Regions from separate parts of the Homo sapiens genome. Here region 2 is linked to region 1. Evidence: read pairs that join two places in POLR2A ChIA-PET (ENCODE). Cell type or tissue: PC-3. All regions are shown on one strand. Each heading gives the region's core, and the rest is flanking DNA. Links, peaks and the distances in the headings are about the cores only.

What was found. ChIA-PET counts read pairs that join two places held together with the same protein. Peaks named below come from ENCODE experiments on the same cell type or tissue, not always from the same donor. Only the 100,000 strongest peaks of a DNase experiment are listed, where the experiment ranks them.
Region 2: POLR2A ChIA-PET joins it to region 1 with 7 read pairs; 2 of 35 experiments call an interaction of 5 or more read pairs at or near these places.

What each region holds. Positions count from the first base shown.
Region 1 is chr16:68,577,594-68,580,510 of GRCh38, forward strand. No RefSeq gene overlaps it. Among named protein-coding and RNA genes, the nearest start is that of ZFP90, 40 kb to the left of the region's middle. In PC-3, for the core only: no CTCF peak of the experiment used is centred there; no DNase peak of the experiment used is centred there.
Region 2 is chr16:68,667,035-68,669,951 of GRCh38, forward strand. The region is part of intron 2 of CDH3 (cadherin 3); the gene reads left to right. Among named protein-coding and RNA genes, the nearest start is that of CDH3-AS1, 22 kb to the left of the region's middle. In PC-3, for the core only: no CTCF peak of the experiment used is centred there; a DNase peak (open chromatin) is centred at 1,437; H3K4me3 peaks cover 893 bases; H3K27ac peaks cover 2,500 bases.

The DNA of each region.
Region 1 (2,917 bases), core at 196-2,695:
AGCAGGATTTTAAAAGGAATGAAAAAAAGTAAACAGAGCCTCAGAGACCTGTGGGACACCATCAAGCATACCAACATTTGTGTAACAGGAGTCCCAGAAGAAGAGAAGGGAGGGAAAGGAGCAGAAATAATATTTGAAGAAATAATGGCCAAAACTTCCCAGATCAAAAAACATACATCTAAGAATCTCAAAAAAACTCCAAGGAGGATAAACTCTTAAGAGGTCCACACCTAGACACATCATAATCAAATTAAATGATACACTGGAAAATACTGTTTAACACAAAAGAAAACAGGCCATATCAAAAAGACATAAGACCTATAGATACAAATACCAAAATGGCAGATATAAACTCTACCTTACAAGTAAATACATCAAGTGTAAATGGATTAAGCACAATCAAAAGGAATAGATTGGGCCAGGTGCAGTGGCTCATGCCTGTAATCCCAGCACTTTGGGAGACTGAAGCTTAGGAGTTTGAGACCAGCCTGGCCAACATAGCAAAACCCCATCTCTATTAAAAATACAAAAGCTCGCTGGGTGTGATGGCAGGTGCCTGTAATCCCAGCTACTCAGGAGGATGAGGCAGGAGAATCACTTGAACCTGGGAGGTATGTGTTGCAGTGAGTTGATATTGCATCACTGCACTCCAGCCTGGGCAATAGAGTGAGATTCCATCTCAAAAAAAATAAAAAAAAAAGGCCAGGCCCGGTGGCTCACACCTGTAATCCCAGCACTTTGGGAGGCTGAGGCAGGCAGATCACACGGTCAGGAGATTGAGACCATCCTGGCTAACACGGTGAAACCCTGTCTCTACTAAAAATACAAAAAATTAGCCAGGAGTGGTGGCAGGCGCCTGTAGTCCCAGCTACTCAGGAGGCTGAGGCAGGAGAATCGTGTGAACCTGGGAGGCGGGTAATCCCTGTAATCTGGGATTACAGGCATGAGCCACTGCACCTGGCCAGCAGAATGGATTTAAAAACATGATTCAGGCCGGGGCGTGGTGGCTCATGCCTGTAATCCCAGCACTTTGGGAGGCTGAGGTGGGCGGACCTGAGGTTAGCAGCTCGAGACCAGCTTGGCCAACGTGGTGAAACCCAATGTCTACTAAAAATAAAAAAATTAGCCAGGCATGGTGGCACACACCCGTAATCCAAGCTACTTGGGAGGCTGAGGCAGGAGAATTGCTTGAACCCAGGAGGTAGAGGTTGCAGTGAGCCGAGATTGTGCCACTGCATTCCAGCTTGGGCAACAGAGTGAGACTCTGCCTAAAAAAAAAAAAAAAAAAAAAAAAAAAAATCAACTAGATGTTGCCTACAAGAGACACAAATTAAATTCAAAGGTACAAACAGGTTGAAAGTAAAAGGATGGGAAGAGATTTATACCACACAAATAGAAACCAAGAGAGAGCTGTGATGCCTATACCAATGTCAGAACAAAACAGACTTTAAGAGAAAAATTGGGCTGGGTGTGGTGGCTCCTGCCTGTAATCCCAACAGTTTGGGAGGCCAAGGCAGGAGGATCACTTGAGGTCAGGAGTTCCGGATCAGCCTGGGCAACACAGTAAGATCCCATCTCTTAAAAAAAATTTTTTTTTTATTACTTGAGTATGGTGGCGTGTGCCTGTAGTCCCAGCTACTCAGGAGGCTGAGTTGGGAAGAGTGCCTGAGCCCATGAATTCGAGGTTGCAGTGAGCTATGATTGTACCACTGCACTTCAGCCTTGGCAACACAAGATGCTGTCTCTAAAAAACAAGAGAAAACATGTCCATGCAGACCTGTACATGAATGTTTCTAGCAACTTTTTTTTTGCAATAGTCAAAAACTGGAAACAACTCAAAGGTGCATCAGCAGGTGAATGGATAAACAAATCATGATGTATCCACACAGTGGAATACTACACAGTAATAAGAAGGAATGAACTGTTAATACATACAACATGCATGAATTTCAAAATAATTATGCTAAGTGAAAGACCCAAAAGGTTACATACTACATGATTTCATTTGTACAAAATTCTAGAAAATGTACCTTTATTGACAAAAAGCCAATCAGCAGTTGCCTAGGGCCAGGAGCAGAAGGAGAGATTGGCTGCAGAGGGACACAAGAAAATTCCTAGGGGTGACAGAAATGCTTGATAAGTTGATTGTGGTGATAGCTTCATGAGTATTCACATCTGTCTAACCTCACTGAATTATATATACATATATTATTTTTTTCAGAGACAGAGTCTCGCTGTGTTGCCCAGGCTGGAGTGCAGTGGTACAATCTCCGCTCACCGCAACCTCCACCTCCTGGGTTCAAGTGATTCTTGCGCCTCAGCCTCTCCAGTAGCTGGGATTACAGGTATGCACCACCACACTCGGCTAAGTTTTGTATTTTTACAATACAATGTAAAAATGTATTTTTCACCATGTTGGCCAGGCTGGTCTCAAACCCCTAACCTCAGATGATTTGCCCGCTTCGGCCTCCCAAAGTGCTGGGATTACAGGTGTGAGCCACCACTCCCAGCCTGAATTGTATATTTTATTTATTTATCTTTATTTTATTTAATTAATTAATTTATTTATTTTTGAGATGGAGTTTCACTTTTGTTGCCCAGGGTGGAGTGCAGTGGCGTAATCTCGGCCCAGCAAGGAAGCTAGACCAAAGGCAGAGAGAGAAATGGGGTGCCCATTTGCCACTCCCGGGAGTGCCTGGCCCCCAAAGGTGCTCGCTGGTGCCCCCTCCTTCATTACTGTCCAGAGGTTGCCAGGTCACAGGCATTTCCTGGCCCAGGGATTGGACTCTGGGGTGGGGCGGGGGGATGGAGGCAACTCCACTGACCCAAGGACCCAGCAACCCAACAGGACAATGGTGAGCTTCCCAAGAAGACTGCAGACCTGGGGCCTTTCCATGGGACAAGAATGGCCTCCATG
Region 2 (2,917 bases), core at 193-2,692, 89 kb after region 1:
TGCCAGTTAATATTCCCCCACCCCTAGCAATATATAGCAGCACCCGGTTCCCAACTGTGACACAGCACTTGCCCTTTTAATTTGTATTTCTTAGTTGGTGAACTTTTTTCTATATGTAGTTTTACTTAGGAAAAATGCCAGAATCTTTCTTCAAGTCACTTCCACCTACTTTTCCCCGGTGCCCTCTTATCCCAATCCCTTAACAGAAGGTAGTGATAGCTATAAGGACAAATTTGTTTGTTTTGTGAGCTAGGTATGTCCCTAAAGCAAGCTAGAATAGAAATTTCCTAGGCAATCTCTTCCCCCAACTCCCCAGGCTGCCTTTTGGCCACAATATGTTTAAGATGATGTTTTCCTTTTCCTCTAGTCAAAATACCCAGAGATCAGTAGGGAAATTGGTGGAGAGTGATCACTTGATGGACATTTTGTCTACGGAAAGATGGGTGGTTTTATTTTGCCAGAACATCCAGTAATGTTGGACATCAGGACCAGATAGCACCTCCAGGAAGAGACAAGCTCCTGACCTTCAAGGGTATTCCCTTGGGAGTATGGAGGTGTCTAGGCAAATTCCAACCTAAAAGCAGGCCTGGAACATAAGAGGAATGAGTTCTTAGCCCAGCATCCATCAATTCTTATAAGTCTATTTAAAAAGCTTTCTTTTCCCAATAGCTCTAGTACCCCAGGGACCAAACTCTTCTTGCCCAAGTTTTATTAGTGGCGCCAGTTCAGGACCCGAGGCCAGGCTTGGCAGGATGATCTTTAGAGAGGAGCTTTGAACATAGGCCAGAGACTCCTGGTTTCCATTGGATGTCTTCTATCGAGTGCAGATACATAGAGCTCTGGCTTTTTTGTTGTTAATTTCTCTTTTTATTTATTTTTACCTATAATGTGTCCTATGATATTAATTGTTAATTTCTCTAGAAGCAGCCTCAGGTTACTGATTCCCTTTTTCCCTTCCCCGACAGTATTTTAGGGAATGTACATTTAGGCTCAGTGCTAAAAGCTGTCCATTTATATTGGTAGAGCAGGCACCTCTTCATCAGGTTCATTGACCTTGTAATTCAGAATCCTTGTGGGAGAAACTGAGGCTAATGCGGTCAAATGACTGTCTGAAGCCCTGGATGGGTGTGGAAGAAAGAGCTATGTTTAGGCTTTCATTTTCCAGCCTTAAATTCTGAACTATTGCCCCATGTGCTCATCATCAAGTTGCCCCAGAAAGAGTTTGATGCAAGCCCATTCATGCCCCCGTGATTTGGCCAAGATGTGTGGCCTTGTGGAACCATGCTGCAGTTAGGAACAGGAGTCAGTTTACTTCGCTGACTATTAAAAGATGGGGTAAAGGAGGGATGAGTGATGATGAGACCTGGTTTCGTATCAGTTTCATTATGAAACTAGTGATACAAGCCAGTGGTGCCAGGAAGCATCTGGGAGGAAATTGTAATGATCTGCCCCAGGGCTTACCATTTACTATGTCTTGACTCATAGCTTGCAGAGAAGACTACTCATGTTCCTACATGTGCCTAGCAAGTTTCCCTAGAAAGGCCAGCTTTTTCATGAAATCTCCGTCTTCTGCTTCCTCTGGTAAACCACAGAGGACCCCTACAAAACAGCCCTCTCCAAATGCAGACTGAGCCAGTTCCCTATTGTGCCCTCTGGTCCCATGTGTCACCATCTTTGATCAGCTTCATCCGTTGAGTAAAGCATACAGCTGTAGCTAACTTCTTCCCACTTTGAGAGAGAATTTTTCGATGGTATACATAGAAAGAGGCCAGGATGTGGATGTCAGAAGCCTAGGTTAATTGTAAGTAGTCTAAGGTACCTTTTTATTGAGAGCTTACCTTACTTACTCTGGGCCAGGCACAGTATTCAGTGCTGTTTGAACACTATCCCATTTAATCTTCCTAATAACCTGATGAGGTAGGTATTGTTTCATTTTCCAGATGAGGAAACTGAGCTTCTATATAATCATACAATTTGCCCAATCATGTGATAGATAAGTGACATTATAGGGATTGGAATCCAAGTCTTCTGGACTCCAAATTTCGTATTCTTCATTATTTCCCTGCCTTCAGGATTTGAAACCTGATCTTGCTGCTTCCTGGGGCAGTTCAACCCCTGGCAGCCTCTTGTTTCCTGAGTTGTCAGATTGGGAGAAGTAATACCACATTGCAGGTTATTTTGTGAGGATTTGGGTAGGAAAACACTTAGCTGGGTATCCTGAGCAGAGTGGGTGTTTGAAGCTTATTCCTATCAGTCTGGACCATTGCCCCTTGGTTGTGCTCTGTACCCAACTCAAAGCAGTTTAGAGCTGATGGGGCCAGCTCCTCAGATGTATCTGGAATATGCACCCTGAGTGGGAGGCACATACACCTATAATACATGACCGTTGGCTTCCCCTTGATTATTGACACTGTCCCTTCTACAAATAGATGCACAGCCCAGATACTGTGCTACAAATATGTGGAACCATGTAACAGTGGAAATATGCCAGAAGACAGGGTAGTAGAGTGAGTTGTACACTCTAGTGGGAAGCAGATTTTGTAGACAGCGGGAAGAGGATTTCTAGCTCCTGGTGGGGTGGCGGGGGGGGTGGGCGGTAGCAGCTCTCAGAGTTTTGGGGATTAAGTCTTCTGAGTAGTAGGGGAGTCAATCCATTAGCCTCCTTCTGGGTTACCTGGTGGGAGAGGATTGGAGTCATTGAGTCTCTCCTTAAAGGAAATAATTGACAGAATTGTCTGGTTAGCCCTTTACTGGCTAAAGATCTTCCCTTAGGAAGAGGGCTGTTTTAGGATTGAGAAAAGTGGCCAGGCACAGTGGCTCATGCCTGTAATCCCAGCACCCTGGGAGGCCAAGGTGGGAGGGTCACTTGTGCCCAGGAGTTCTAGACCAGCCTGGGAAACAGCAAGACCCTGTATCT